Regions from separate parts of the Homo sapiens genome. Here region 1 is linked to region 2. Evidence: chromatin loops called from intact Hi-C (ENCODE). Cell type or tissue: dorsolateral prefrontal cortex. All regions are shown on one strand. Each heading gives the region's core, and the rest is flanking DNA. Links, peaks and the distances in the headings are about the cores only. Region 1 has its middle 14 kb from the start of TLE3. Region 2 has its middle 59 kb from the start of LINC00593.

The links. Hi-C counts contacts between places; a loop is a spot of excess contacts. Peaks named below come from ENCODE experiments on the same cell type or tissue, not always from the same donor. Only the 100,000 strongest peaks of a DNase experiment are listed, where the experiment ranks them.
Region 1: a loop joins it to region 2, with 9 times the contacts of the local background. A loop is called at or near these places in 7 of 110 quality-filtered maps.

What each region holds. Positions count from the first base shown.
Region 1 is chr15:70,104,311-70,120,166 of GRCh38, forward strand. No RefSeq gene overlaps it. Among named protein-coding and RNA genes, the nearest start is that of TLE3, 14 kb to the left of the region's middle. RefSeq lists enhancers at 6,002-6,513, 7,026-7,537, 7,538-8,047, 9,000-9,294. In dorsolateral prefrontal cortex, for the core only: no CTCF peak of the experiment used is centred there; a DNase peak (open chromatin) is centred at 7,191; H3K4me3 peaks cover 539 bases; H3K27ac peaks cover 751 bases.
Region 2 is chr15:69,886,393-69,902,248 of GRCh38, forward strand. No RefSeq gene overlaps it. Among named protein-coding and RNA genes, the nearest start is that of LINC00593, 59 kb to the left of the region's middle. In dorsolateral prefrontal cortex, for the core only: no CTCF peak of the experiment used is centred there; a DNase peak (open chromatin) is centred at 7,659; H3K27me3 peaks cover 413 bases.

The DNA of each region.
Region 1 (15,856 bases), core at 2,883-10,882, 220 kb after region 2:
TGGAATGTGTTTGTTCACCTGTCTTTAGCAGAAGCATAAGCCTGGAAACATTCTCCCCTACACCCGCTCCAAAGTTGAGCTGAATTGCATCCCACTGTTCCCAAGGTGCACTTTGCTGACCTCTATTGACTAATGGCACAGGGTTTCCATGCCTCATGCCCGAACCGGGTAAATATTTATCGAAGTGATTGGGCATTCTAATTAAGAGATTTGTGCTGTTTCTTTCGTTCCTTTTTAAGGATTCAAAGCTGAGGCTTAGGAGATTAAGAAATATTTTGCTGGTATTAATGCATTCAACTTCACAAGGGTGGAGGCCCACGCTGTAAGAATTATCCACGCCAGTGGAGGGGAGTTCTGGGGTCAGTATGGATCATTTAGGTAGAATTCGTGCCCGGCATACCTGGTCTTTGATGGAGGTTCTGAGTTGGGATGGGGAATGGGGAGGGAACGAGAGATGAGAGGGTATTTGCCTGACAGATTTGATTTTCACTCTCAGATCTGTTATCAGCTTTGTATCTTTTTAATAAATGAATTTATAAACGTGAGTTTGTCACATACATCCAGCAATAGTGAGAGCCTGATTTTGTATCAAGCGTGTTCTCTTACACCAGTGGCTCTTAACTCAGGGTGATTTTGCTTCCAAGGGGAATTTGGGCAATATCTGGAGATATTTTTGGTTTTCACAACTCAGGGTAGCAGTGCCTTTGGGTACAGAACAGAGATGCCTCTAAACATCCTGCAATGCACAGAACACCCTCCTCAACTAAGAATTATCCAGCCCCAAATGCCAATAGTCCTGAAGTTGAGAGATCCTGACATATACTATCTCATGTAATCTTAATAAATAGTGTCATTGTCAGCTGGAAACCATCATTCTCAGCAAACTATCACAAGGACAAAAAACCAAACATCACGTGTTCTCACTCATAGGTGGGAATTGAACAATGAGAACACATGGACACAGGAAGGGGAACATCACACCCTGGGGCCTGTTGTGGGGTGGGGGGAGGGGGGAGGGATAGCATTAGGAGAAATACCTAATGTTAAATGACGAGTTAATAGGTGCAGCACACCAACATGGCACATGTATACATATGTAACAAACCTGCATGTTATGCACATGGACCCTAAAACTTAAAGTATAATAATAATAAAAAAAAGATAGTGCCATTCTCTATGTCCCTATTTTGCAGATGAGTAAACTGAGATACAGGAAGGAAAGTGTCACATGTTCAGGAAGGGAAGAAGCTGATTGGTGAGCCCAGGCCCCTCTGTCTCCAAAGCCTATCCTCTGTCCTCTACTCTCAGTGCCCTCTCTACTAGAAAGTAATTCAAATACCCCCAGCTCTAGGTTCCTGCCTTGTGCAGTATTTGAGCCATTTTAAAGATTGCTCTACAAGTTAGCAATTATCTAGTCATTCAGATAAAGTCTCTTTATGAAGAGCTAATGCTAGAGAAGTCCTGGGATCCTCTGGCAGCTCCTCCAAGTGGGGACTACAGCCCAGGGCCATTAGGTGCCTGCGTAACATTGGAAAATAGTCACAAAAGTTGCTGTTGGCACATCCCTGAAAGATGTCAGGGTGGAAGGCTAAATGCAGTTAGGTTGTATGGAGTTTGGCAGGGAGGAGTGGACTGGTGATGGGGTATTTTTTGCCTTTTTGGGGAGTGCCCTTCCTGAAGTTGAGGTTCTGCAAGAGGGAGATGGGGCAACCAGAGAGGGGTGGGTTGGAACAAGGTTGGGGGGCAAACACAAGAGACTGATGGGGACTCTGAAGGTCCAGGCTGCAGGTGGACCTGGGAGTTCTGGAAGTAGAGAGAAATGGGGGCAAGAAAAGGGGCAAAGGGGCTTCACTTGTAAGAAAGGCACATAGATGACTATAGATTTTGATGTTGGAGTGGAACTGAAAAAAAAAAAGACTCAATTTTGAGGGCCTGGAGGTCCAACTTATTATTTGACCACTAACCTACCACAAAAAATCTATAGTATGAAGCAAGGTACAAACAAAACCAACGCCATCTTACTTTTGTCTTGTGTTTTCTGCTTAAAGCATTGTCGTGTCTGTGGGTTTCTAGTTAAGACGCAACATGTAGAGCAGGGAAAATTATCTCCATGGCAGATGAAGAAGCTGAGGGCCAAGGAAGGTTAGGTAGTTTGTCCACCACCACACAAGTTGACGATGGCGAATTCTGACCAGACTTAGGCCTTCTGGCATTGGCATTGATTCTTTCTGTAAACCAGTCAAGCTTTCAAATTGTGCCCTAAGGAGGTCCTGGGATCCTCAGAAGTTGATGGGAGTGCTGAGAAGATGAGGAAGTAAAGAGAGTGGTCACAGGGATCGCTTCCTCCACCTCAATCAGAACAGCCTTAATTTTTATCTGTTTTATAGTTTAGGTGTCCTGGTGATGCCTCATTCCGAGGATCTTGTGTTTCCTCGTGCTTTGGGAGTCTTTTAGCTCTAATTTCACATCTCATTTGCTCCTGTGAAATGGCCTACTAGAAAAGGGAGACTCTTAGAGGCCCCATTCATACCCCCAGAGCTCGTTGGTAGGGAAAGTAGACTCAAATTCAGGCCTTGCTGTGTGGAAGGGCTGAACAGCTCAGAAGGGAAAGGCTACAGATTATTCTGGGGGCAGCCTCCCACCCTTTTACAGAGAAGGAAAGGAAGACCCAGAGAGATGGAATAACCTAGCCAAGTCATACCGCTCATGCGTGGTGGGCCTGGGATTCCGTGTAAGCCCTGTTGAGCTGCAGAGGTTGTGCCCATCACCATTGCATTACCCTACCCAATACTATCCTGCCTCACTAACCCGCCTTTCCTTCATGCCAGGTAGGTCCCAGTGAAATAATGCTCTGCTCTCTACTAAGTAGGGGCCTGGCACTTCCTAATACATCACCTAATTTATTACCTTGGCCTCCTGGCACTTGTCTTCCATTTGAACCTCCTCACTGGATATGTTCTACACTGCAGAGACTGACAGCTGAAAATTATGCTTCTAGACTCACTCACTGGAAGGGTTCTGAAGTAAACATGACTCTCCCATTAGATCCACCCAAGCAAGATGGGAGAGCAGCAGTAAGACAGAGACCATCTCTGGCTACCTGTTCTTTCTGGCTGGTGATGTGTTTGCGGAGATGGTGAGTTTTTCTGCACCTATGTTCCAGTATCCAGCCACTACCTTCAAAAACGTCAAGCGTTAAGTTGTGTGGGTGGAGGGTGCAACTCTCTCAGCTCTGAATTTTGATGACAGACCTTCCTGAAGTCAGAAGTTCTCGAGGCCACCATCTATTTCCCTATCTTTCTGACTATACTGGAAGAGGCAGCCCTCTGACCCTATAAAACCCCTAGAAGAAAACATAGGGGAAATCTTTGCGACATTGGAGTTGGCAATGATGTGTTGGCAGTAATGCCAAAATCACAGGCAACAAAAGCAAAAATAGACAAATGGGACTAGAACTTAAAAACTTCTTTGCATGAAAGGAATAGATTAAAAGAGGGGAAAAGGGGGCCGGGTGTGGTGGTTCACACCTGTATTCCCAGCACTTTGGGAGGCTGAGGTGGTAGGATTGCTTGAGCCCAGGAGTTCAAGACCAGCCTGGGCAACATGGAGAAACCCCATCTCTACAAAAATACACATACATACACACAGGCACACACACAAAGTAGCCGGGCATGGTCGTGCACACCTGTAGTTCCAGCTACTCAGGAGGCTAAGGTGAGAGAATCATCTGATCCCAGGAGGTTGAGGCTGCAGTGAGCCATGATCTCGCTGTTGAACTTCACCCTAGGCAACTGGAGTGAGACCCTATCTCAAAAAAAAAAAAAAAAAAAAAAAAAAAAAAAAGAGGGAAAAAGCAACCTACAGAATGGAATGGGAGAAATATTTGCAAATCACATATCTATAAGGAGTTAATATCTAGAATATATAAAGAACTCCTACAACTGAATAATAAAAAACCAAATAACTCAGTCAAAAAATGGGCAAAGGAAAGACATTTTTCCAAAGAAGATATACAAATGGCCAACAAACATATGAAAAGGTGCTCAACATTACTAATTATTAGGGGAATGCAAATCAAAACCACAATGCAATATCACCTCACCCCCATTGGGATGGCTGCTATTTAAAAAAAGAATTGTTGATAAGGGTGTGGAGAGATTCGACCCTTGGTGCATTGTTGGTGGGAATATAAAATGGTACAGCCTATATGGAAAACAGTATGCAGGTTCCTCAAAAAATTACAAATAGAATTACATATGACCCAGCAATCCCACTTCCGAGTATATATACAAAGGAATTGAAAATAGAATCTTAAAGAGATATTTGCATACCCATGTTCATGGTAGCATTGTTCACAATAGCCAAGAGGTGGAAGCATCCTAAATGTCCACTGACAGATAAGTGAATAAAGAAAATGTGATGTGATGTGGATGTGTGTGTGTGTGTGTGTGTATAGACACACAATGACATATTTTTCAGCTCTAAAAAGGAAGAAAATTCTGTCACATGCTACAACATGTATGAACCTTGAGAACATGATACTAAGTGAAATAAGAAAGCCACAAAAAGACAAATACTGTATAATTTCACTTATTTGAGGAATCTAAAGTAATCAAACTCATAGAAACAGAAATTAGAATGATGGTTGTCAGGGGCGGGTGGGAGAGAGGTATGGGGCGTTATTGTTCAATTAGCAGAGAGTTTAGGTTTTGCAAGATGAAAAGTCCAAAAATCTGTTGCACAACAACAGGAATATAGTTACTATTGAGTTCTATACTTAAAAATGATTAAGATGATAAATTTTATATTATGTGTTTTTTACTAGGATTTAAAAAAATAAATAAAAGGAGGCAGCGACTCTGGCAGGTGAGTTCTGTGGAATTCTAGTTCCTGCAGGCCAAGCCCCCAGGCCTCTCCTCTAGCTTAAGATACTAATTGCTTCTATTAAATGTCTGTTTCAATAGCTGGGGTGATTCTTGTTCCCAGCACCTGGCCTCTGACTGATACACTCCTGCTTCTTCCAGCAGACCTCCCTACTGTGCCAATCTCTGCCTGACTGAGGCTTTTTGGGGTCATTTATGTTTCCTTGATGTTTATCTGTTTTATTAGAGTAGTGATATTGAATGTAATGATGACACAAGGCCATTAAGCATATACATGAACAGGTGACTCCACGCAACCTAGGCACAGCCTGCTACTCAGAGCTTAAGTGCTACTTGCAGATATACAAGTTGGAATCCTGACACCCTAGCTTTTTTGCTTTAGGACCTTAGGCAAGACACTTGTTTTTGCTAAGCCTCAGTTTCCTCATCTGTAAAATTGGGATAATGCTAGAGCCTTGCTCACAGGGTTGTTGTGAGAATTAAGCAAGATAACGCAGCTGGCAGCAAGCCTTCAATGACTGTGAGTGATTCTGAATGAATGAGGACACATCAACCGCTTGGTCTCAATGTGTTCAGACTCCTCAGCCTCTTTATCTAAATCCAAGCTTGGACGCTTTTCTACCTAGAGCCAGATTCTCTGCTCCCAGAATTTAAATATGTCTCACATTAATGGGAGACACAGAAAGATGGGAAGCTGGGGAGCCAGAGGCCTCAATGTTAGAAGTCAATGTTCATCAAAGGGTTCCTGGAGTCCTCGAAAAAGGAGAATGCAGAGGTGGGTGGGTTTTCAGTAGACCTGAATGTGTGTGTAGGGGGTGAGAGGTAGGGAGACACTCCTCCAAAGCCAGCAAGGGCCAAACATGCAGGCAGCCCCAGCCCACCTGCCTGCAGCCTCCCTCTCTATGGAGGCCAAACCCAGAGAGAATGGGAGCCAGAACCAGGCTGCCCTCCACAGTTGGCACACAGGGTTCCTCTTTTAGCCAATGATGAGAAGCTCCTCTCCAGCCTAATTAACTGCAGACTTGTAACTTCTAACTCAGACAAGAATGAGGCCAGACACAGACTGAACAAGAACAAAGCCCCCACGACTGTGTCTATAGGGCTGGGCTTCAGAATGGATCTTCAGAAGATCTCTGTAATACTATTGGTTGGGGTCCGCAGAATTGAGGTATAGAGAGGATCCACACGTGGGGTCATCAACCCATGGGGGACATGGACCCCTTCCCAGATGGTACTCTAACATACATGATTTTGGAAAGGGCTCCCAAAAGGGGCTGAGGGAGATCAGAAGAGCAGATAACTTGGCCCTGGATGGCTCATGGGTTGAGAGCCAGGCTAAGTGACCTGGCCTTTATTCAGGGGATACTAAAATGACTGACTTGTAGGTGTCAGCCTTGAGCTAAGCCATTTACACAATTGTCTCATCAAACTGTGTAACAACAGGGTCATGATTGCTGCACGCAGAACCCCCTCAGCACTGAAGCCCCATGCCCCAGCTGCAGAGAGTATTGGGAAAGGAAAACACTGAGCTGAGACCACTTCAGCAGAAGACAGCCAGCTGCCTCCCCAGGAAAGCCAGCCTCAAATGATGCTAGGATGTGAGGGTCCCGGGAGGCCTCGTGCCCCAGCCCTTTTGAGGCAGCTCTGAAGGGCCAACCGAGATCCAGAGCTCCCCGTGGGGTCGCGGGGACATTGTTGTGACTTCATCAAGCCCTATCTACTTTTCCCTATGCCCCATCCTGCCTCCAGGTGAGGCGCTGGCAATGAAACACTCCCCAGTGAGTCCCCTGCATGGGAATATTCTCCACTTTATGGTCGCCAGATTTAGCAAATAAAAATACAGGACACCCAGTTACATTTGAATTTCCTTTAAACAATGAATTTTTTTTTAGTATAACTATGTCCCAAATATTGCATGGGACATACTTATACTAAAAAAAAAAAATCACTCGTTGTTTATCTGAAATTCAAATTGTACTGGGTGTCCTATATTTTCATCGGCAACTCTGCTCCATCTCAGTCTGTGCTTTGGAGAACCTGACCTATAACAAACCCCACCAAATGGGCACTATCATTGCCCTCATTTTAGAAACAGAACACTGAGCCTCAAATTCTGGTCCTATGAGTGACCCTGGTTATTAAGGGAGGAGTGGAACAACAGCAGTGGATTTGGGAGCTGGATCAGCTGGATTGGGGTGGGGTGCAGAAACTCCTCAACTATTTTCACAGCCCCACCATGAACTGGGCCTACAGCTCTGGAGGAAAGGACTCCAGTACGGGTTTTCCAGCCAGCCTTCCCTGGGCAGGGCTGAACTACCCCCTGGAAGAACATTTTAATCAGCCGCCTTGTCTCTGCCTCTCTTGGCCTTTGCTTTCATTGTCAGAGTCTCTGTCAATAGCTGGAAATCCAGGCAGCAGCACAAGCAGACATTTCGCTCCTTCCCAAGCAGAAATCTCACAAAGGGCAGGGCTCCCCTCTTTACAAGGAAAACAAACAGGTCTTCAGGCTCCCAGGGGCTGGGGGTGGGCTGGGGCAGAGGGAGGCTTGGGGGGAGGGGGAGGGGGCAGCCAGCTGGCTCAGCCTGGCTCAGGCTCCCACCCTCACTAGCTTTCCACTTCCATCTGCCTTTCCCCCACGCAGATCCAGACTGCGGGGGGAACCTGGGCGGGCTCCCCTCTCCTCTGGAGAGTGCAGCTGGCTGAAGCCTCAGTATTGCTCAGCCAGCCCTAGCAATTCCACTCCATCCCTCCCTAGGAACCAGGGTGACCTCTAAGCAAATTGGGTTCTGCCATTCCCCTGCTCAGAATCATTCCATCGCTCCCTGCGGACATATACTGTGCACTTTCACACCTCAGACCTTTGCCCATGCTGCTCCCTCTACCTGGAATATCGTTTCTTCTCTATTTGAACCCATCCATTCTTCAAGATCCTTTTTTCTTCTGTGAAACCTTTGCTGTCTGTACCCCCTTAGTCAGAATGAGTCACCTCCCTCTCTAGGCTAGCATGGTATCTTTACTTGTGTCTGACGCCCCCATCCCAGGCTGTCCTGCTCCACGTTTAGCTGGGCACATGTGGTCTCTCCCCCAGGCTGTGAGCATTCATCTGACCTTCGTGCAGCATTTTCCAGTTTGTGAAGTGGTTTCACATCTCTGCTCCCTTACAGCTCTCTTGGATAGACACCATTGTCCCCATTTATTTATTTATTTATTTATTATTATTTTTTATTATTATACTTTAAGTTTTAGGGTACATGTGCACAATGTGCAGGTTAGTTACATATGTATACATGTGACATGCTGGTGCGCTGCACCCACTAACTCGTCATCTAGCATTAGGTATATCTCCCAATGCTCTCCCTCCCCCTCCCTCCCCACCCCACAACAGTCCCCAGAGTGTGATGTTCCCCTTCCTGTGTCCATGTGTTCTCATTGTTCAATTCCCACCTATGAGTGAGAATATGCGGTGTTTGGTTTTTTGTTCTTGCGATAGTTTACTGAGAATGATGATTTCCAATTTCATCCATGTCCCTACAAAGGACATGAACTCATCATTTTTTATGGCTGCATAGTATTCCATGGTGTATATGTGCCATTTTCTTAATCCAGTCTATCATTGTTGGACATTTGGGTTGGTTCCAAGTCTTTGCAACTGTGAATAGTGCCGCAATAAACATACGTGTGCATGTGTCTTTATAGCAGCATGATTTATAGTCCTTTGGGTATATACCCAGTAATGGGATGGCTGGGTCAAATGGTATTTCTAGTTCTAGATCCCTGAGGAATCGCCACACTGACTCCCACAATGGTTGAACTAGTTTACAGTCCCACCAACAGTGTAAAAGTGTTCCTATTTCTCCACATCCTCTCCAGCACCTGTTGTTTCCTGACTTTTTAATGATTGCCATTCTAACTGGTGTGAGATGATATCTCATTGTGGTTTTGATTTGCATTTATCTGATGGCCACCATTGTCCCCATTTTAAGGATGATGCAATAGAGACCCGAATGGTTTCCTGATGTACTCATCATCAGGTAGCTAATAACTGCAGAACAGGACTCGATTGCGTAGATCTTCGAGTCAAAGGCCAGTGCTGTTTCCAGGAGAGGCTGGCATTCTGACCTTACATGCAAACACCACCTAGCTCAATGGCTAGACACACATTATTTCAATCGTGCTGAGAGGAACCCCTTCCCCTGCTCTCCCCACCAACCCTCCTGAGGCCCCAGCTCCTGGCTGGGTATGAGGATGCTGGGGCACGAGTTCGACTTCCGGCCCTGTCTGCTTCCTCTTTAACTGGAATGCTGGGGCCGGGTGACTGGGAGGTCAGCTTCTGGGGAGTGCAATAGGAAGCTACCATCATTGTGCCATTGACAGTAAGGCCAAGAGGAACTGGGATTGGGGCCCATGCACTCCGGAGAAGGGGAGTTGTACCAGGTGCTTTCCGTCTCTGGGTGGCCCCAGCATCAGCAGCCTACCTGGCAAAGAAGCAGGTCTGGAATCTCCCATTTCCCATGGGCCATGCGCAGGGCTGCCCAAGTACAGGGCTTAGGTAAGGGCTTCCCCCCTAGACCTTTAAAGTGGACACCAGTCTCATCAGGGAATCATGACGGCTCTACTGTCCAACCAGATCCCCAGTCCCACCTCTTGTCACCCACTCTGCTGCTACCAGCAGGTCCCAGCCACAGTATTGCCTCTGCTGGCAGACTCTTGCAGCCCCTAACATGCCTCTGTGTTTTCACCCTTCCACCCCTCCGTGTAGTCTGCGCTCAACTGAGGAGTCAGGATGATCATGTCAGTCCTCTGCTCCAAACCCTGCCCTGTCTTCCCATTTCTAGCCAAGAAAAGCCCAAGTCCTTCAGTGGCCTGGTGGGCCACAAACAGATCATGGAGAGGACCTGTCCCCATTGTCCTCTGCCCCTCTGCCTCGCTCACTCCACTCACCCCCTCCTCTGTGCCAGATCCAGCCCCGCCTCTGGCCTTCACACTGGTTGATCCTTCTGCCTGCAAGGTTTTCTTGGCTAACTTTCTCTCCCTCTTCTTTCACATCTTGCTAAGAACCTCACCTTTTGAACATGGCCTACCATACTGGAGTCAGTCCCATTCCACCTCCACCACTGCTCACCCTACTCCCTGCTCTACTTTTTGTTTCTTTGTTAGCACTTTCACCTTTTAACAACCCGTGATTGCTCACTGTCTGTCTCCTGCAGTGGGGAATGCCATCTCCATGAGGCAGCCAGAGACTCTGTCTGTCTTGTTCACTGCTGCAGCCCTAAAACAGAGCCTTTGCCTGTGGTATGCACTCAATAAATATTTGTGGGTGGAACTGAATCTATGAATGTGGATCAGGGGTCCCGAACCCCCGGGCTGTGGACCAGTATCTGGCCATGGGCCTGTTAGGAACAGGGAGACCCAGCAGGAGATGAGCAAGCATTATTGCCTGAGCTCTGCCTTCCGTCAGATCAGCGGCAGCATTAGATTCTCGTAGAAGTGTGAATCCTATTGTGAACTGTGTATTCGAGGGCTCTAGGTTGTGTGCTCCTTATGAGAATCTAATGCCTGATGATTCGAGGTGGAACAGTTTCATTCCAAAACCATCGCCATCCCGTCCGTGGAAAAATTATCTCCCATGAAACTGGTCCCTGGTGCCAAAAGTCTTGGAGATCAGTGATGTAGATAACAGTCCCTAAATCAATGAGCTGTATAATAATTAAATCAATCCATCAAGAACATGAATGTTCTCATGATCAATGTGTTAAAATGAACATGACTGTTATTCTCAGTGAAAGGGCTTAAGGGTACTCCTACCTCTTCCTTCCTGTTGCTGGGGCCTGGGGCCCCATTCTGTGAGTGGGACCTCAGCTAACAGAGACCTGGCCTTCTCCCCTTCTAATCCCCTGCCTTCCCTGGAGAGTGGTAGGTGGGATGGGGAGGCTCATCTGACAGGGATTCCTAGAACAGCCTGTGTTTGTGTCATAGGAGGACATGATGGCCCCATGTGGGCAAGGGACGTGACCGAGGTCTGATGCCCAGCCTAGGTCCCTCTCACCATCCCTCTGGCAACTGCATATTTGGAATCCCAAGGCAAGAGTCAGTATCTAGCAAAGGATGCATTAAAAAAAAACTGTTCGTGAAATGTTTTAATATAGAAAGCCTTACATAGGCATTTTTCATTTTTATTTGGTTATGCTTATATTAAATCATTTTTGTTGCAAAGAATAAAATAATATGAAATTTAAAATGTCCTGGAAAATCCGAGGTATATGATTGTCTGTTTGCATTTTTCGTTTCAGCAGATATTTATTGAGGACCCATGATATGTAAGTCTTGGAGATGGAGAAGGACAAGACACATTCTCTGCTTCCGAGAGTTCTTTGGCTGGGGTCCGGAGAGGATGGGTGGTGTTGTGTAAGAGAGGATGTTGCTGCTGTAGCAGTTGTGCTCTTTGGTATTTATCCAAATGAGTTAAAAACTTATATCCACACAAAAACCTGCACAGGGACATTTACAGCAGCTTTGTAATTGCCCAAACTTGAAAACAACCAAGATGCCCTTCAATGGGTAAATGAATGAACCAACTGTGGTACATCCAGACAATGGAATGTTATTCAGGGATAAAAGAAAGATATGAGCTATTAAGTCATGAAATTACAGGGAGAGACTTTAAATGCATATTACTAAGTGAAAGAAGCCAGTGTGAAAAGGCTGTATGATTCCAGCTAGATGACATTCTGGGAAAGGCAAAACTATGGACACAGGAAAAGGATCAGAGGCTGTCAAGGGTTAAAGGGAAGGGAGGGATGAATAGGTGGACCACTGGAGAGTTTCAGGACAGAGCAACTACTTTGTGTGACACTTTATACATTTGTCAAAATCCAAAGAATGTACAATATCAAGAGTGAACCCTAATGTAAACTGTGGACTTCACCTAATCATGTATCACTATGGGTTCATCAATTATAGTAAATGTACTATGCTAATGCAAGATGTTAGTAACGGGGGAAACTGGGGGTGAAGTGAAAGGGTGTTGGGGAATTCTACTTTCTGCTTGATTTTTCTGTAAACCTAAAACTGATTTTTTTTAAAGTCCTTTAAAAAAAAGAGCGTCATGAAGTGTAATCACGGAGAAATGCATAGGTGTTATGGGAGCAATCTGGGGTAGGGGGTGGGGAGGGCTTGGGAGCATGGGGGTCACTAATGAAGTCAAGACCCTTGTATGTAAAGTTAGACAGACAAAGTTTCAAGTTCCACCTCTGCCACTTATCCACCATGTAGCCTTAGCCAAGTTACTTAACACCTCTTAAACCTCAGCTTACTCCTCTGTAAAATGGGGCTAATGACGCCTGCCACCAAATTATTATGTGATTTAAATAAAATGCAAATAAAGTACTTGGCACTGCCAGTGATGAGAGTCAGTGCTTGGCGAAAGAGAGCTCCTTTTCATGCCATGGTGGGTGAGGAGGCTGGCTCAGGTGGAGAGCAGGAGGAGAAAGCATGCCAGCCCGAGAAGTAATGTGGGCAGAGCCCTGGAGGTTCAAGGAAGAGCAGATGCAGGGGGTTTGGCTCAGCCAAGAAGGGCATGTGGAGGGTGGGGGCTGTGGCTGCAGAGGCAAAAGAGTTAGGTAGGGTGCTGTGGCCTGGCGTGCCATCCCAGGGAGTTGCTGTTTCCTCTTGAGGATTGATGGAAGGCAGGATGACTGGCACCAGGGAGAGCCCTGATTGGCTTGGCAGTTTAGAATGTTTCCTCCAGTAGGCACAGAAAAATGATGGGAGAGAGTATGGGGGAGGGGGGAAGCAGGACAGGAATGACAGCAGCAATCCAGGGACAATTTTTCTGGGTCAAAGTAGTGGGAAAAGTTGGACTGTGGGGTCTAGGAGCTTGGGATGTGGCTTGGGAAAGCAGCTTAGCTGAAGTCACCCGCTGGCTGGCTGTGTGACTGTAAGTAAGTCATTTAACCTCTTAGAGTCTCAATTAGTTCTTCTTTAAGAATGTCCATCTTCTAGGAAGATCCTGAAGTTGAAATAAGATAGTAAGAATCAAAGAAGTTCTGGGGGCGGGAGAGACATGAACTGTATACTGAAGTCTCCAACTATGGGAGGTGGAAGACGAAAATGGCACAGGCTGAAACTGTAGCATTCAGAGCAAGGACCATGGGGCTGACAGTGCTCAGTTTGAATACTGGCCCCGCTGCTCACTAGCATGAAATCTTGGTCTCGCCACTTAATTTATTTGAGCCTCCTTTGTAGCATCTGCAAAATGAGGATAGTAATACCTACCACACAAGGTTCTGTGGTGGGGTCACATGAGACAATTGCCAAGGGCCCAGAACATAGTGAGGGTTTCAAAGATGAGAACAGTCATTACTATCATCATTATTATCATCATCCTTGGAGGAATATAATCAAGAATATTTTTCTTTTATTGCGATCTGTGTTATCAACATGATGTATGTATCGTGAGTGTCTTGATAGTAAAAAATTTAATTTATCAAAAGAATAAGAAGACAAGCCACAGACTGAGAGAAAATATTTGCAAAACACATATCTGATAAAGGACTGTTAATCAAAATATACAAAGAACTCTTAAAACTTAACAATTGGAAAACAAACGACCTGATTTCAAAATGGGCAAAAGATCTGAACAGAGACCTCACCAAAGAAGGTATATAGATGGCAAATAAGCACGTGAAATGATGCTCAACATCATATGTCATTAGAGGATTCCAAACTAAAACAGTGATGAGATACCACCCCACACCTATTAGAAGGGCCAAAATCCAAAACACTGATACCACCAAATCCTGGGGAGGATGCGGAGTATGTGTGCACTCTCATGCACTGATGGTGGGAATGCAAAATGGGACAGCCACTTTGGAAGACAGTTTTAAACAAAACCAAAAGTACTCTTATCATATGACCCAGCAGTCTCACTCCTTGGTATTTACCCAAAGGAGTTGAAAACGTATGTCCACACAAAAAAATCTGCACATGGATGTTTATAGCAGTGTTTTTTTCTTAATTGCCAAAACTTGGAAGCAACCAATATGTCCTTCAGTAGATGAATGAATAAACTGTGTTATATCCAGGGAATGGAACATCATTCAGTGATAAAAAGAAATGAGAAGCCAGGTGCAGTGGCTCACACCTATAATCCTAGCACTCTGGGAGGCCGAGGCAGGAAGATAACTTGAGGCCAGGAGTTCAAGACCAGCCTGGGAAACACAGTGAGACCCTGTCTCTACAAAAAAAGAAAAAAAAAAATTAAAAAAAAAAAAAAAGAAATGAGACATCAAGCCATGAGAAGGTGAGGAAGAATCTTAATGCATTCTGTTAAGTGAAAGAAGCCAATCTGAAAAGGCTACAGACTAGGATTCCAGTGATATGATATTTTGGAAAAGGCAAAACTATAGAGAGGGTAAAAAGATCAGTGGTTGCCAGAAATTAGGGGAGAAAGATGGGTGAATAAGTGGAGCACAGAGGATTTATTTAATTTCAGAGAAAGGTCTCGCTCTGTTGTCCAGGCTGGAGTGCAATGATGCAATCATAGCTTACTGCAGCCTCAAATTCCTGGGCTCAAGTGATCCTCCTGCCTCAGGCTCTGAAATAGCTGGGACAACAGGTGTGCACCACCACACCTAGTTAATTTTTAAAAACTTTTTATACAGATGAGGTCTTGCTATGCTGCCCAGGCTGAGCACAGAGGATTTTTAGGGCAGCGAAACTACTCTGATGCTGAGATGGTGGATGCATGTCATTACACATTTACCAAAACCCACAGCACGTACAACAACAGTGAGCCTTAATGTAAACCATGGACTTTGGGTGACAATGACACATCAATGTAGGCTCATCGATTGTAACAAATGAACTCTCTGGTGAGGGATGTTGTTAATGAGGAGGTTGTATAAATGTGGGGGCAAGGGGTGTATGTGAAATCTCTGTATTGTCCATTCAATTTTGCTGTGAACCTAAAACTGCTCTAAGAAATAAAGCCTATTAAAACAATTTTTTAAAATTAGCTCAGAGTTGACACACAGAAAGAAACATATCCAGGAGACCAAGCACAGATGAAGCTCATGGATTCAGAATCTTGGAGAGGGGAAGGTCTTAGAGATCCTGTTTTCTCAGTCTCCAATCTGTGACCCTCACTTTTATAGAAGATTCCCTCATGAAACCGCCCCAGTTGGAGGACTTTTTCAGTGGGGCCTGACTTTCTTGGAATCTCAGTGGGTCTGAAGTAAAGACTTTAAAGATTGCTGCCTAGCCCCTTTGCAGTTCTGATGAGAATTAGGGTGTAGGGGACAGTGCCCCAGTCTCCCAGCTGTGAGTGGTTCAGCTGGATTGAGCCTCTGAACTCCCAGGGCAGAGGTCTCTCCTGTGGCCTTCCCCCTTGTTGGAAACCCCTTCCCCATCCCCCAAGGAGGCCTGTGAGGGTTGGACCTGGGAGGACCAGGATGGCCAAGGTGTGCAGTGCCAGGCCCAGGTGGAAGTGTAGTGGGGGATAATAAAAGTCCCCTGAACTCCAGGCCCAGGCCCAACAATCGTCCTGCACTCTCCAACCCCCCACCCCACTTCCAGGCTGATCCTCCTGGGCCCCAATCTCTCATTGCCTGGTGCCCTTGGCCTTGCTCCAGGCTTCTCTAAGGAGAGAATGGGGAGAGGCCTCATGGTCTAAGAGTGCTGAGGGCCAGGCCTTGGAGCAGGTGCAAGTTGGGTCTGGACTTTTCCATTCCAAGCCCACTCCCCTGCCCCCAGCTCAGCCACCCAGTTGACCCCCTCAGGCAGGAAGGGATGGTGGACAAACAGCTTGCATGTGGCCTGCCGTTAAGAGGGAGGTGGAGACACTCCCTGGGGCCCCATCCATGGCTACACTGAGCCTGCTGCCCTGTCATCAGATGAAAAGCCAGCAACTGCTCCTGAGAGGACCTCATTGATTAAGTCTCTCCTTGTTATTAACAGCAGGAACTCTGGGCCCA
Region 2 (15,856 bases), core at 2,837-10,836:
CTGTTGGGAGATTACAGTGCTTGGAAAAGGCTAAGTGCAGTGCCTGGCACCTGGCAAATAGGAACTCAGTGCATGTGGAGCACTTCTTCCCGACAGATCTTCTGGATTGACTGGTTACATTGGTCTCTTTGCCTGAATATGACAATCACATATTTGTTCCTTCACTCACTCATCCATCCATCCACTCAGTCATCCCTCCTTTCCTGAGAGGCCCACTCTATGCCTACCCTCAGCTGGGCACTGGTTCCAGAGAACTCACTCTCATGTGGACCCATCCTCCCAGAGCTCCCAGCATGAGGGAGATACAGACATGTGTGCCAGCTTCAGGGTCTCCCTCCTTGACCTAGAAAATCCAGCATGGCAGAAGAGAGACCGTAAAAGGTAAAGAGAATCCTGCAAAGATTGCCTTGGGAGCTCACGTGGCTTGAAACAAAATGAGATATAGAATCTTGGGCAAAACATTGAGAGCTCAGTGCGAGCATGAGTTGGCACAATATTCCAGTGGGCAGTGATCCAGGTCATCTTTTCTCAGATAAGGTCATGGAAACCCATGGAACAAGGGGGACTTGCTCAAGGTCCCACAATTAATAAACCACCAAGACTCAATCCCAGGTCTCCTGCCCCCTCCCCACCTTCGAGTTTTTCCCTTCTGCTATATTCTCCAACTCCAACTTTGTCTAAAGATGCTACATTTTGGTAATGTTTTACTTAAGACTTTGAAAAAGATTGTCCTTTCCATTTAAATAGTAGTTCATCGCTCACTTTCAGTTTATTGAAGCTTATCTTAAGTGGGCACAGTGTCTCAGTTCCTATCGGTGGATCATATGTCATCACACCCAGTTGGTACTCAAGATAAACAGCTGTTGTTTTCTTAAGCCCTAATTAAATCCTAAATCAAGCAATTAATTTATCCCCTAATGCTTATGATTCGAGTATATGGATTCAGATCATCCTTTTCTTCTCCTTCCCTCCCTTCCTTCCACATCTATGTAATGAGCAGCTACCTTGTGCTGGCCACTGTGCTGCCACATTTAGGGACCCAGGAATGACCACAGTTCTCACCTGGAACAGCCATATTCATCGGGTAGAGAAGAAGGTCAGGTCAGAAGCATTTCCCCTTTACAATGAGTGCACATGTTGGGAATGCACAGACCTGCACAAAATCCCAGCACTCCCCTTGCCAGCCAAGTGTCCTCAGCCACGCTGCAGCTTCTCTGAGCCTCAGCCCCCTCTCCTTCAGGGAGTGGGCTATGCTATCTCCCTCTCAAGGCTGCCATGGGGCATGAAGTGGGAAAATATCTAGAGGCTCTCAGCTTTCTAAGAAACTAGTGGTGATGTCATCTGATGTGATGTTTCAAGGGGTCAGTGTGGGAGAAGCCACTCTGCATTGGAGAAGCTGCAAGGGTTTCATGAGGACTGGGTATTGAAGCTGTATCTAGAACTACAGTGGGATTCAGACAATGTGGGGCTCAAGGTGGGAGGGTGCCCCAGGCAGAGGGACCAGCAGGAGAAAAGGAAGGAGGAAGGATGGGTGCAGAGCATGTGAGAGAACAGTAGGGTGTCAATTTTACTGGAGCGTGGGATTCTGGAGAGTGAAGACTGCAAAGAGGCTGGGTCCTAGAGCAGGTCACCAAGTTTGAGTCAGAACAAACAAACAAACAAACAAAAAAGAATGTTGGATATGGATGGTAAAACCCATTCTGATGAGGTGTCAGGTGGAACTGAGGAACAAGATGTTAGAAACTAAAGACCATTCTTGTTACACACTTGCCAAGAACTCGGCTGAATTGTGTCCATGCCCAAGGACTTTATAGAAGGTAATATTTAAGAGTGATGAGCTAGGATATCTGGTGAAAGAAATTTCTAAGAAAAATATTGAAGAAGCTATGTGCCTACTTTCACCTGCATATAGTAAGATACAAGAAGAAATAAATAGCAAGATGATATTTGTAATTTAAAAGAAGTGGAATGGAAATAGTTTGAAATTTTTAGCCTGGCCATGTAAAAAATAAAAAAGCATTTTAGAGAGAGCAAATCAAGGGTATGGCCAAGTGACCTTTGCTAAGGAGATTAATATGAATAGAAGGGATCCTCAAGACAATGGGAGAATGACCCTCAAAGCATTTGAGAGATCTTCAAGGCTGGCCTTCTCATCACAGGCCCAGAGCTCTAGGAGGGCAGAATGGTTTCAGGGAACTGCCCAGGGCACCCTCCAAGGTTTTGCTGCCACCTCGGGACTCTGACGTTCTGGTGCAGCACCCCTTCAGCTATCCCAGTCACAGATTAAGTGAACCCAGATGTGGCCCAACTCACTCCTCTGCAAGGTAGAAGCCATAAACCTTTGTGGCATCCACATGGTGCTGACTCTGCAGGCTTGCATAATGCAAAAGCTGTGGGGGCATGGCTACCTCCACCTAGATTTCAAAGGATATCTCAGACAGCCTGGGGGTCTAGGCAGAGACGTGTCACAGGGGTAACACTGCAGAGGAGATTCTTTCACCACAGAGAGTCCCCTACTAGGGCAATACCTAGTATAGCTGGGGGAGTGGAGCTACTCCTGAGACCTCAGAACTGGAAAGCTACCAGTGTGCAAAGCCAGCCTGGGAAAGCTGCAGGCACAAAACGCTAACCTGAGAGCTGAAGCATGGGCTAAGCCTAGTAAAACCACGAGAGCAAGGCTACCTAAAAAAACCTTGGGGCCCCAACCCCCTATCAGTGTGCCCAGGATCCAGGACATGAAATAAAAGATTATTCTCTAGCTTTAAGACTTACTGTTTTTCCTATTGGGTTTTGGATGTAGTGGGGACTAGCTACCCCTTTCTTCTGGACTACTTATCCTTTTAGAAATGGGAATGTCTATCCTATCCCTGTACCACCATTGTATTTTGGAAGCACATAACTTGTTCATTTCACAGCTGAAGAGAAATTTGCTTCAGGATGAACTGTGTCTTAAGCCTCACCTACCTCTGATTCAGATGAGACTGTCTCTAGATTTTGGACTTTTGAGTTGGGACTGGAACAAGTTAAGACACTAGGGGCTGTTGGAATCGAATGAATAGATGTAATTTGTATGTGAGTGAGTTTTGGGAAGGCAGGAGTGGAATGCTAAGGTTTGAGTGTCCCCTCCAAAATTCATGTCGAAATTTAACTGCCACTGTGACAGTATTAATGGGGGAGACTCTTAAGAGGCAATTATGCTATAAAGTCTCCGCCCTTGGGAATGTATTAATGTCATTATATCAGGAGTAGGTTAACTATCATGAAAGGAGATTGTTAGAAATGTGAGTTCAACCCTCTCTGTTTCTCACTCTTGGCCTTGCTTCCCCTTCCTCTGTTTACCATGGAATAACACAGCATGAAGGTCCTCACCAGATGCTGGAGCCTTGCTCTTAGACTTCCCAGCCTCCAGAATTATGAGACAAATAAATTTCTTTTCTTTATAATTTACCAGTGGCATTCTGTTATAGCAACACAAAATGAACTAAGACAAACATTGGGATCAACGTGATGAGCTTGATGTAGCCTATTTTGGCAAGGATCTGTGTTGCAGACTGGCATGCACACTGTCACAACTTTGACTGAGGAGAGGCAGAAGGTCAAGATAGTCTAAAAGTAAGATGCATTCTCCTGTGGAACTCCTAATGGTAGGGCAAGGATTCCCAGAACCCACTGAGCAATATGAGTACCTAGAAAAGGAAGAAAATATCTGTGGTTTCTGTCCACCCAGCATCTCCTGCCTCTCCTTCTGGCAGTAACACCCCACTTCCTTTGGGAAAACAGCTCCTCCCCTAGTTGATATATTACCCCTGGGGTAGCCATAAGTGTGCCAGCCTAAACACATCAAACTCTGACTCCTGCAGTTAAGCTTTCTCCAGATAACACACCACAATTAGGACTACATCTTCCTGTTGTTAAATCTCCTCTAATATTTTCTTTGGTGAAAAAAAAAGTGATTCTCTTTGTATTGTAACTAAAAAAAGTCTTTCTGTACACATTGAACCTCTAACTGCCTCAACACATACACAAACATTTTGTTCAAAGTGACTTACCCTCTAGAGTAAGACACGCAGCAAATTAGGGGGTGTCATATAATCTGATCCATGAATCACCCCGCCCTCTAGCTTCTGTCATTACTTTTTGTGTTGAGGTGGTTGGACAAGGCATGGGTACCTGGTTTAAGCCAGACCAGTCAAAACCCTTATTCTGAATTTGCATGAGTCAGGAACCCTTCATGTGGTTGTACCTTCAACATGTGGCCTTGGTTGCTGGGGCTTGGAATTGTCCATAGCCATGTAGACTAGAGAGGCAGAGGGTCCAATTTGAGCAGCAAGGGGAAAACGAAGATTTTACCAGGGATGAGAGATGAAGGGAGAGACCAAATGGCTTCCTGTTCTGATCTGTTCTTGAAATCAGGAAGCTTGAGTTCCTTTAGATTCTGTTAGACATCCCTATGTCCTAAAAATAAATCTCCTCTTTCTCCATTTAAGCTAAATCCAGTTGGTTTCTGCCTCTTCAAAATGAAGACTTCTCTATAAAACATTCAGGTTTTTGCTAAACTATAAAATGCTTCCTCCATCCTTCTCTTCCTTGTCCTCCTTTCCCCATTTCAATCAAATGTGTGATCTCTGACACATGTATATTACGCAGAATATCAAATATAGGTCAATGGATGTCACCATGGTAAAACAAGCAAAAGAAAAGCTCACACTTCTCAATGCTTGTTAGTAAAAGGATACAACAATGCATTCTTCCCCCCTGCTGGTGGGGGGGTCATGAAGGTCAGCCCATGCTTTGGCGTGTGAACTTCTTGTTCCCACCAAATCAGTCAGCTGAAGTGGGAATGTTTTATTTAAGCAGACATGTGTCAGCCTCAGTTTGAAACAAAGACATTCTGCCAGCATCTACCGTCACAAAAGCAGGCTGTGTGAGACATCTTTGCTAAGGCAATGATTTTTCTCTATTGCCAGGCACCATTTTGGAAAGTTGCTATGGGAGGTTGGCCCGCACTTTAATGACGTCTGAGACACATTGAAGGCTAATGTTTTTGAAAAACAAAGCACTGGGAAGGTTTCAGTTGGGGCGGGGAGGTGGTGAAAATCAAATGACCCATTGAAGCTGAATTACCAGCCTCACAGAGCTTTTAGAAATACCATTCTGCCTCGGCCTGGGGCCACCACTCTCTCTCTTGCTCTTCCAATTAATTGTTGTGTTTTAACACTATCTCCAAAGATAATTGCCTGTCAGTGTATCAGTATGTAACACCTCGGGGTGAACAATGTTCTTGCACTCGTCTGTCAGCCCTAATAAACACAGGGCGGGGAGAACCCACCTACTTTCATGTGATCACCCAGAATCCAGATTCTCCTCAGCAAAGATGCTGCCTCCCTCCTCACCCACCCCTGGTTCTCACAGTGTGTGCGGTACAGGGTGTGCTGGGAGCCAAACACATATGCTCCATGATAGAAGAGTTGCCTTATCACCACCCCGAGTCTAAGGATGACTTCTTTTCCGTAGGCCTGTGTCTGTTAATTTATTGTTGAGGACGGCAGAATAGATATCAAAGAAGGGATTTCTTTTTTTGCCAAACTGTCCCATCACCTACTAAAAGAAAAGATATGCACCATTAGCTTTTGTAATTACAGAGGTGGTAAAAGTAAAATATTTTCCAAATAAATCATGGTTGGAGGGGTTCTTTTGTATTTTTAAAGCGAAATGGAAGAGTAATGGAATGCGAGGATTGAAGCTATTTAGTTAAAGCCTGCTGCATTAAATATTTCAATAGGGGAAAGAAAAAAATTCCCCATTTCAAATTAAATTGAACCCATTCGGTGAAAGTATGAGCATCATATGGAGTAAGTGTCAATTAAAGTGATAAGTAGTGGGTCTGGCACCGAGTTCTGGATTGTTCTGATGTCTGCTTCCCCGGTGTGGCCATTCGGTGCTTTGGGGGAAATTGAAACTGATCCACCACGTGCGACCTGGGATTCTTCTGAGAAACGGATTCTAGTTCAATATCTCTGAGTTAATTGGCATTTTATTCTCATTTAAATCTCTGTCACAACCTTTTATTTTATTTTATTTTTGTATTTCAGAAGAAACTACAATTCCAATATCTTCCCTGCAGCTTTCAGGAAGCTCAGAACAAATTAGGTGGTGTCATATAATCTCACCCATGGATCTTACAGCCCTCTGGCTTCTGTCAGGATTTGGGGGGATGAGGTTGCTTGCCAATTGCTTGCTCTCTCAGTAGTAAAATGGAGAGGAAGTGAAATCATTAATAGCTTTGGACACTTTCTGCAATGCCCAGTTTGCTTCTTGTCTTCTGCGTAAGTGTTTGTCACAGCAAGGGGGACCTCTCTGTAAGGAAAGGAAGGGAATCACCTGAGATGGGAGAGGGAGAGTATGGAATAGATTATTATAAGGTTACACATAATTATAAATTATGAAAGCGGCTACAAATCTGTAGCCTGGGAAATAGGAATGCTCCTAGGGTGTGTCCCATACTCATCCCAAAGTGACACTTGGAATGCCCATTAGTAACACCCCAGTGTTGGGAGGGAAGGCCATTAGGGTGTGGGTTTCATCTTCTCAGGGACCCCATCTCGGGGAAATCTCTGGGTTCTTGGCCTTGATTTCCCTGGTTTCATCTCCAGACAATGTGAGTTTGTGGTCACTTTCCCAGAAGGGTCCAGTTTTGCCAGATACCTTCAATGAGCAATACAGTTAGGGCCTTGTTCACCCTGCCCACTCGTCCTCACCAAGGACTGCCTATATCATATGGGCTTTCAGACCCTCCAACAACCAAAGAATGTTTCCCTGGGAGCCACTGAGTTAAGACTGCTATCTCTGTCATCCTTGGCAACTCACATTTTCCCAAACACAAATACAAGCCCACACAGTCATTTACCCACTCTTAGCTCCACCTCTCATCCCCCACAATGTTCTGGTCCCTTTGAGGCACACTGAATTTTCCCAGGATTCCTCAGTTTGTTGGTACACAAAACGTCTCAGCACTTAACAGTATTAAGCAGATTGTTCTGGCTCTCTCCATTCACCTGCTAATGTGGGACTCCCTGCACAGGTGTCTGCTCTCAGTGAGTATATTTCTAGGAACCCACAGGAAGGTCTCATATGAATCCCAGAGAAGTCTGTCTTGTTACCACTTAAGGTAATTGGCCATGGTCACCAGGCATTGGCTGTCTCCCACCAAGTTTCCAAGTTTCCACTTTCCCACCAGGCATTGTATCCACAGCCTGGCATCAGAGTCTCCCATGCTCTCACTCACTGTTCCACAGAAAACCACCATGATGCCCAGAGTCCCCATGGAACCCAAGCAGGGGAGAAATACATGCTTCCTCCACTCTGTAGAACGTTTGTCATCTGGGCTCCCAAACAGGACTGCTTGAGCCCCTGTGAGAACAGCTGCATCAGCTCCCCGCCGGCAGCCTCCACTTCACAGCTTTCAGATATGGTCCAGGGGCTGGGCCAGGGAGAAGGCTCCTGCTCTCTCCCTCCATGGCTCGTCATATCTGCTCCAGACATCTATGTACAGACCTCCTCCCCCATGCAGCAAGTTCTCCCTGGGGGTGTTGCCAGCACACAAGCTCTGCAGACACAGTGAGACACTGTTTTCCCTTTAGAGCCAGCTGGAATCCTGGCTCCAAATCCGTGCCACATTTTGCAATTCTCTTGGCCAGTGGATGACAGAGACTGGCAGAAGCCCTCCTATGATCTCATAGCCCTTCCAGGGTGTCCATCCACTGGGTTCTCACAGCATTGCCTGGAGAGAGCCATAATTTTATTGCCTGGAATTCACTCTTGAAGTCTTCTTTTTCTTTTCATGTCTTTGAGCTATTTGAAGGCAGAACCCAGAGCTCAAATTGTTCTGTGCTCTCCGCAGGATGTGGCCCACTCCCCGGAACAGAGGGGATGCACAGCAATGATCAAGGACCAAACCAAGCTCAATATGAGACACTTAGAGTCAGAATGAACTTAACTGGAAGCCCCAAGAGGCCCCTACAAAATCATATGTTTTTTTATTTTGATTCAGAGGTCTGGAAGAAGTGCCCAGAGATGAGTATATTTAATAAGCTCCAAGGTTCTGATAAACAACATCATTTGGAACCTCTGGCTTAGAACTCAGCACTGCTTATAGCTCATGGAGTTGTTCACTGGGTGTGGGACATGGGGTTGTAGTTGGGTGTGCATGGACTCTTCCTGGCTGTGCCCCTGGAAATCCCTGGACGTCTCCTCCATGGTTGCTGTTTCAACATCCCATGCATAGTACACACCAAGCACCATATCCCATGTGTGGCTCTCTAGCTTCCCTGAATTCCAGTGTGAAATCTTCTTGGTTAGGGCAGTGCATCTCCTTCCTTCCTGGCCTTGAGAGATGACAACTTTGCCTTCTCAGGGACTATCATCCTGGAATCTCAAGCTCGTGGTTGAGCATGGCTTTGGTGTCAGGTCTATGCTGTGTGACTGGAAACTCAGATACAGAGACTGAGAGAAAGAGGGACTACTACCCCACCACACTGAATTACGGCTCTTCTCCCAAAAATATAATTCACCACCCCACTTTGCCATCTTGCCTATGTTACCCTGGGCACTGGTACATGCCTTCAGTCCAACTAAGAGACTTAAAAGTTAACAAATTGCTCTGAGCTTCTATCTCCTACTCCACCTTCCAACCACTGACAGTCTTAGGCTTTTCAAATTTTATAATTAACCATCCACTGATAGATGATGGGAGATCCTTGGGAAATCTGTGACACAGTCACAAATGAAAATTATTATGCGTGTATATTGGGTTTTTGGGAAGAAAGGCTCATGGCAATCTAGTCTCATGGCTTTAAATACCAACTCGATGCTGCTGACTCCCACGTTTATATTTCCAGCTCAGACCTCTTTCCTGGACTTCAGTCTTATATATCCAAACACCCACTCAACATCTTAACTTAGATGTCTAACAGGCATCTAAAACTCAACATATCCAAAATTCCCAATCTCCTCCTACCCAAAACTGTCTCCACCCACAGCTTTCCTCAGCTGAGCTGATAGCACCTCCATCCTTCCTCTTGCTCAGCCAAAAACCTTGGAGATGCCCTTGATTCCTCCCTTTCTCTCACACCCTACATCTAATAGATCAGCAAACCTGGTGCTTCCACCTTCAAATAGATCCAGACTCTGACCATTCTCCCCACTTCCCCTGATACCACCTTGGTGTAAGCCACCATCATTTATCCTGTACCTTACAGCAAAGATTCCCAAATGGGTCTCCCTCTTTCCACTCTTACCTCCTACCATCTACCGTTAACATAGAGCCAGAAGACCCTTTTAAAACACAAGTGCAATCAATCAGGTTTCTCCTCTGCTCAAAGCCCTACAGTGGACTTCTACTCCATGCAGAGTCAAACCTCAAATCCTTGCAATGGCCAACAAGGCCCCGTGTGACCTGCACTTTCCATCAACTCCATCTGCATGCCCTTTTCTAAAACCCTGACTCTAGGTCCTTCCTGCCCTTGAACATTCCTGCACAGCTTCACATCTCTGCTGAACTGTTGCCTCTGCCTAGAAAGTTACTCTGCCAACTTCTTCTTCTTGGCCAACTTCCTCATCTCCATCACGTCTTTGTTAACATTTTGCTTTGTCCATGAGGCCACCCTGAGCACCCTATTAACCACTGCAGCCCACACCTTGGACAACTCCATTCTCAGCCCACTTTTCAGTTTCTCATAGCACTTACCACTTCTTAATAGATTGTATAAGTTACTTATGTATTACAGTTATTGTCTCTCTCGCCTTCCTAGAATGTGCACCTAAATCTTTATTTTGTTCACTGATGGTCTGGCATACAGAGAATGCATGAGTAGGCACTCAGTGAATGTTTGTTAAATGTTGAATGGAGGGTTTGTGAGCATGTGTTGGTTGGCAAAGGAAGGTACGTTGCCAAAGATGGTGGAAATAATGCCATAAAACCAGGAAATCTTGGAGTAAAATGCACCAGTTGTTGGAAGGTAAAAACAGGGTTCTTTGAGAAAACCGAGATGAGTGAGATCCACTAGAGTGAGCCCAACAGCTTAATGCTAAATAAAGACATTATATATCACAATAACAAAAACTCCTCTCAACGTGTAACTTCTTTCACATACAGTTATTTCACCCTCCAATGATTCTACAAGATAGATTTAATATTCCCATTTCACAGTTAAGGAATCAGAGGCCCAGAGAGATGAACACATTTGCCCAATGCTATGTAACTAGGAAATTACTGGGTTGACCAGGTTTGGCCAACTCCAAGTACTAGCTCCCTCCCCTCCCCTCTCTTTACTATGCAATCCAGAGGAGGAGGGAGAGAATGAAGAACAGTGGTTGGGCAGGCAGATCTGGGGTTATCACTTTTCAGAAATATCCAGTCTGGAAGGATTCCCTCAGAACTGAAGTCATCCCATGAGATGCCAACTCACATTCCTCTTTGCAGCCTGGTTCCCCACTCAAGCATGAAGACCTCATTCCTGAGACCCATGCAGGACAGAGTCTTCTAGCAACCTTACCATGGACCAGCCTCCTCCTCCTCCACTCCCCACCCTAAAATGATGTCCATTCCTCACACACTGAACTGTCCTGATCAATTTTCCTTTTTGTTTTTCTTCTAAGAGGATATAAAGTTAAGAGCTATCTGGAGAGCAATGCTGGCATTTTAATCAGAAGAATAGGATTGGAGGCCAAAGGGTTCTGTGTTGACAAGATAAAGACAACATGAAGGGCTGAAGGCAGCCAGCAGAAAGGAGTTATGACTGTCCAGCTTAATGACAGCCAGACATGGAAGGGGTTGTTCGCTCCAAGTTTTAAAAATTCTATAGTGTGCAATTGGGACCTTGCTGGAGTTGTTTTGTCTATTTCTAGGGATGCTGGCGCATCCCCTTCCTTGGCAGGGCTGAGAGCGCCTCCATAACTCACTTGCAAATGTCTACAGTGCCGTCCCACTTCTGGAGTTGATGTTCATTAGAAGACACAACTGGAAATTCTTAAGCTGTTGCAAAATGGGTTGTTTGGAACTGAATTCTGGTCTCTATGTTCACATAGTGGATTGTTGTAGCTCTCTTGGCTGGAGTAGATTTAGATGTTGTCATTGTGCCTGACATGCTGAAAAGACCCAGCTAGAGATAGGTGACACGTTCTTAGATCAGGACAGCTGAAGCAGGTCTTAAGCAATGTCTAGTCCATTTCCACTTGAGAAGCCAAGGCCCTCAGTTGGGAGTCATCGTGCTGTGATGGCAAACCCTCATGGGCGCATTCACAAAGCAGAGACTCATTGCCTTGGCCATGGTACTGGCCTATTTTGCAATTGGCAAAGGCCATTGCAGACACTGACATTCAGCTTTGATTCTGCTTGACGCTTTTTAATTTTGTGCACTAAGCAATTTCAGTCATTCATTCAACAAATGTATTGAGCACCTACCGCTTCTACATTTACCGGGCACTTTCTCAACAATAATAATAACTGACACAGAGCACTCATGGTGCAACAGGCACTGCTATAAGAGCTCACCCATAAAAGCTAATTAACCCTCACCACAACCCAAGAGTAGATGAGCTACTGATAACATGGAAGAAAAGAAGCTTCAAAATCAATAAATACCAGATGCTCAGTCCCCTTGTTTCCCAAAGGTTGCCTCACCGACATCCATAAAACATTAACTGTGAGATTCCCATTTATAAATGGAACCTGATCCTCCAGGAGATATCCCCAGCCTCTTCCACTTTGCAAGCTACTTGATCCGCTTCCTCCCTATCTGTGGGGATCAAACGTTCTTCCAAGGGGAAGAAACATTCTCTTGTTTGAGATTGTCAAATGTCATAAGGATTTGACAAGTAGGGAAATCCATTTTTTTAAAATTTGCTTTTTTAAATACAAAGGCATCCTCAAAGGGACCTGTCTAGGCAGACACTCTGGTCCCAGTAAATTGTAAAAAACTCTCCTAGTCACCTTTTGTTCTCTCAGTACCACAAGCCTGGTGGCTGCTCAGCAGATGTCAGTGCTGATTCATGTATGTGCATGCCTGAATGAATGAATGAGTAAATGAACCAATGAATTTTTAAATTTTAAAGAAATTTAAATTTTAGAGAAATTTTGAGAAATTCTTGTTCATAAGAATCCCCTTGTATACTCTAAAATGTCACCTCTTCAACATATCTAAAATTCTACTATCAAATCGTTATCATCTCAGGCTACACGGCCTAATATGGTAGCCACCAGCCACCAGCCATGCTAAGCTATTTATGTTTAAATCTAAATTAACTCATATAGATTTTAAAATTCAGTTCCTCACTTGCCCCAGCTACAATTCCGGTGCTCAATAGCCACAAGTGGTTAGTGATTACCATATTGGACAGCACAGATATAGAATACTTCCTTCACCACAGAAAGTTCTACTGGACAGCCCCACTCTAGGGAACCATTTCTTTTTTTTTTTTTTTTTTTTTTGAGATGGAATCTTGCTCTGTCACCAGGCTGGAGGGCAGTGGCACAATCTTGGCTCACTGCGATCTCTGCCTCCCTGGTTCAAGCGATCCCCCTGCCTCAGTCTCCCTAGTAGCTGGGACTACAAGTGCAGACCACCACACCCTGCTAATTTTTTGTAATTTAGTAGAGACGGAGGGGAACAATTTCTTAATCTTTTTTGGTTCACAGACCAATGGTGAATCTGATAAAAGATATGGACTGTCTCCCCAGAGAAAAAAGTTTGAGCACATTGACTGTACCCACACTCAGACCTTCCATGGACCTGGATTAAGAACATCTGCTTTAGGTTTAGATCTTTCTTGGAATTAAAATAATCCCTTGGAGAAACAACACATCACACATCAAGTGGTTATCAGTTATCTATACCTGAGTGTGTGTGAATTTATTAAATGTTCTTTGGAGCTCTATCCAACTGGTTTGGAACAAGAGGAAGAGGTGAGGACCTTGGTAGCTGAAGGAAGAGTCTGGGGTACAGACAAGGCATGTTAGCACTAAAGACGCCCATGTACTGTGCAAGGATTCAGGGGACCAATTTTTTCTGCACCTCACAGGTCATCACAGGCAAGATCCTGATGGCAGTCTAGCATGATGCGCTCACACAGTAGGTGCTTAATGCATAAAATTGTTTAATTTATTTTCTTTTCTTTTTTCTTTTTTCCTTTTTTTTTTTTTTTTTTGAGACAGGGTCTCACTCTGTTGCCCAGGCTGGAGTGCAGTGGCGCGATCTCAGCTCACTGCAACTTCCGTCTCCCCAGTTCAAACAATTCTGCCTCATCCTCCCAAGTAGCTGGGATTATAGGCATGTGCCACCACACCCAGCTAATTTTTGTATTTTTAGTAGATGGGGTTTTGCCATGTTGGCCAGGGTTATCTCGAATTCCTGACCTCAAGTGATCCACCTGCCTCAGCCTCTCAAAGTTCTGGGATTATAGGCGTGTACCCACACGCCCAGCCCAAAACTGCTGAATTTCTGTGACAGGTGTTGTGCTTGGCATCCTGGGGTTACAAAAATGAATTACACATAGGTTCTGTCCTTGCAGAACTTAGAATCTTCCCTGGGAGAGACAATGATACAAGCAACAATAGCAGCAAATAATGATGGCTAATATTTCCTGAGCATATGTTCTATATTATTTATTGGTTATGCATTTTTTCATATTTATCATTCCAACAGCCCTATGGGTAGGCACTATTCTTACTCCCATTTTACAGATGACAACTGAAACTTCAAGAGGGGAGGAGTTTCTTCAGTGATGGAGCTGAGCTCGGGTCAGGTCGCCTTGATGCCAAGGTCAGTGTTTGCTTCATGGAGTCAGGTCTTGGTAGGTATGTGAGAGGAACACAGGTCAGGACACACATGGCACAAGCCAAGCAGCTCATATCCCTGGACCACTGGGCAGCTCTTGGTGAGCTGGTGAGTGGGCAGGAATGAGCACTCAGAAGCTGTCCAGTGGGCCTCCCCAAATGCCGATTGACAGTGTGCATGTGCCCTCTGCCCAGGGAGGAAGGCCTTGCTTAGGAGGCGGCCAGGTGACTGTGCACTGGCAGCCCACCTGGGACACCCAGCATGGCCCACACTGCCGTGGCTGCCAGCTGCATTAGGGAGACTGTGGGCCAGGCCTTTCCCAGAGGGATGTGCCTCTGGGTCCATACATCCTTCTGGGTCCGTACAAAATGGGCTCTAAGGAGACCATGCAAAGGGAAGCTTCTCTTTTCCTCCATGGTCCCATCTACACACAGACCTCTGCACAAACTGGCTCACCCGTGCTTAGTCAGGATGGAAAGAATGATCAATTTAAGGGCACAGACCTAGTCTTCCTATAATTCTCCAAGTTCAAGGTCCTCTTGTTAGGGATAAGCATCACAAGCACTATCTCTGTGAAGCTGCACAGCCTTGTGTAGTGTGGGACTTACACTCCACGTCCAGGAGAGGACAGCCAGGCCCAGAGGCTTAATTGACCTGCCTGTGATCAGAAAGGGGCTTGGGACCAAAACATCCACCAGCCTGCCCTGTGCCCTGAGGCTTCCATGGCCAGGGAGTCCACCTGGTGTTTTCTAGGACACCCAGGGGGTCTTAAAGGCCAAGGGGCGCAGACACAGAGGGGGGCGCAGACACAGAGGGGAGCAGCACCCAAGGTAGGCATCCTGGAGAGGTGCCTCTGCAGCTTCTACCTGGGGCTCCTCCAACTCCTGCACTCTCTCTTTTCCTCTCTCTCTGTCTTACACACACGTAGATATACACACTACCACCACCTCTGACTACCGTGTCACTCCGGGGCTTCCTGCCCCTTTCCTAGGGCTGCTGTGGAGCAGAGAGGAGGACCCTGAGTCATGGCCCTGGGCAGTGTGCACCCCCATACCTACTCTCCATCTTTCCTAGCTTTCAGATCACCCATCCTTACACACACTGGGTGGGGCTTCCTCCCTTTCTATCCAAAGCCTCATCTGTGCCCTGGTCCTCCCCATGTGGGGAACACAAACCAATCAGGAGGAAATTTATCTCACAGGGGTGATAAGGACTGATGAGAGGGCACGAAAGAGGAGGGGGAGGCTGCCTGGCCAGAGGGGCCAATGTGCCCACCTACTACTTCCCCTCAGGCAGCCCCTCAGGCTTCAGCCAGCAGGGGTGAGGAAGTGGGGCTCCCTCCCACAATGCCCACCTTCCACCAGGAAAGGAGGCCTTGGCATCGCGCAGCCATGCCTGTTTTCTGGTGGGTGGTAGCTGGTCTGAAATGAGTCTGTGACTTCCAGCAAGCCACGTGAACTCTCTGAGCCCATTTCTCACCTGGTAGGGGAGGCATGCCGGTTAAAGGAGGCACTCCATTAGAAGGTCCTTCGGAAATCATGCTGTAAATAGAAAGTGCGTTCTTTCTCAAAGAAGAATATCAAAATGTACCCACACTCTTATATATGCACAGACACATACACACACACACACACACACACACACAATTTTTCTGTAAGATCTAGTAGGAATTCTTTAAACATCAGTTATGTTCCTAGGACAGTGCTGAGGATACAGAGAAATCTCAGCCACAGCTTCCCCTCCTTGGAAGAATCTGATGCTGTTGGAAGAACAGAAGAGCATCCCCACAGGGTGGGAGCGCCATTCCAGAGCCAGCTGCCACCCAGGCTGGAAGGAGATGGGCTCGAGGCCTCAGAGTGATTGAGAGTGAGGAGAGCCTGTTCCTTCTGCCTTCCTACCAAGGATGATGCAGGGAGAACTCTGCATTTCCAAGTCAGGAAAAGGCAAGCTCGGGAGAATGCAGTGGTTTGCCTGAAGTTCCACAGAGTTAGTGGCAAGATCTGTGGAAACAGCATATGTGCTAG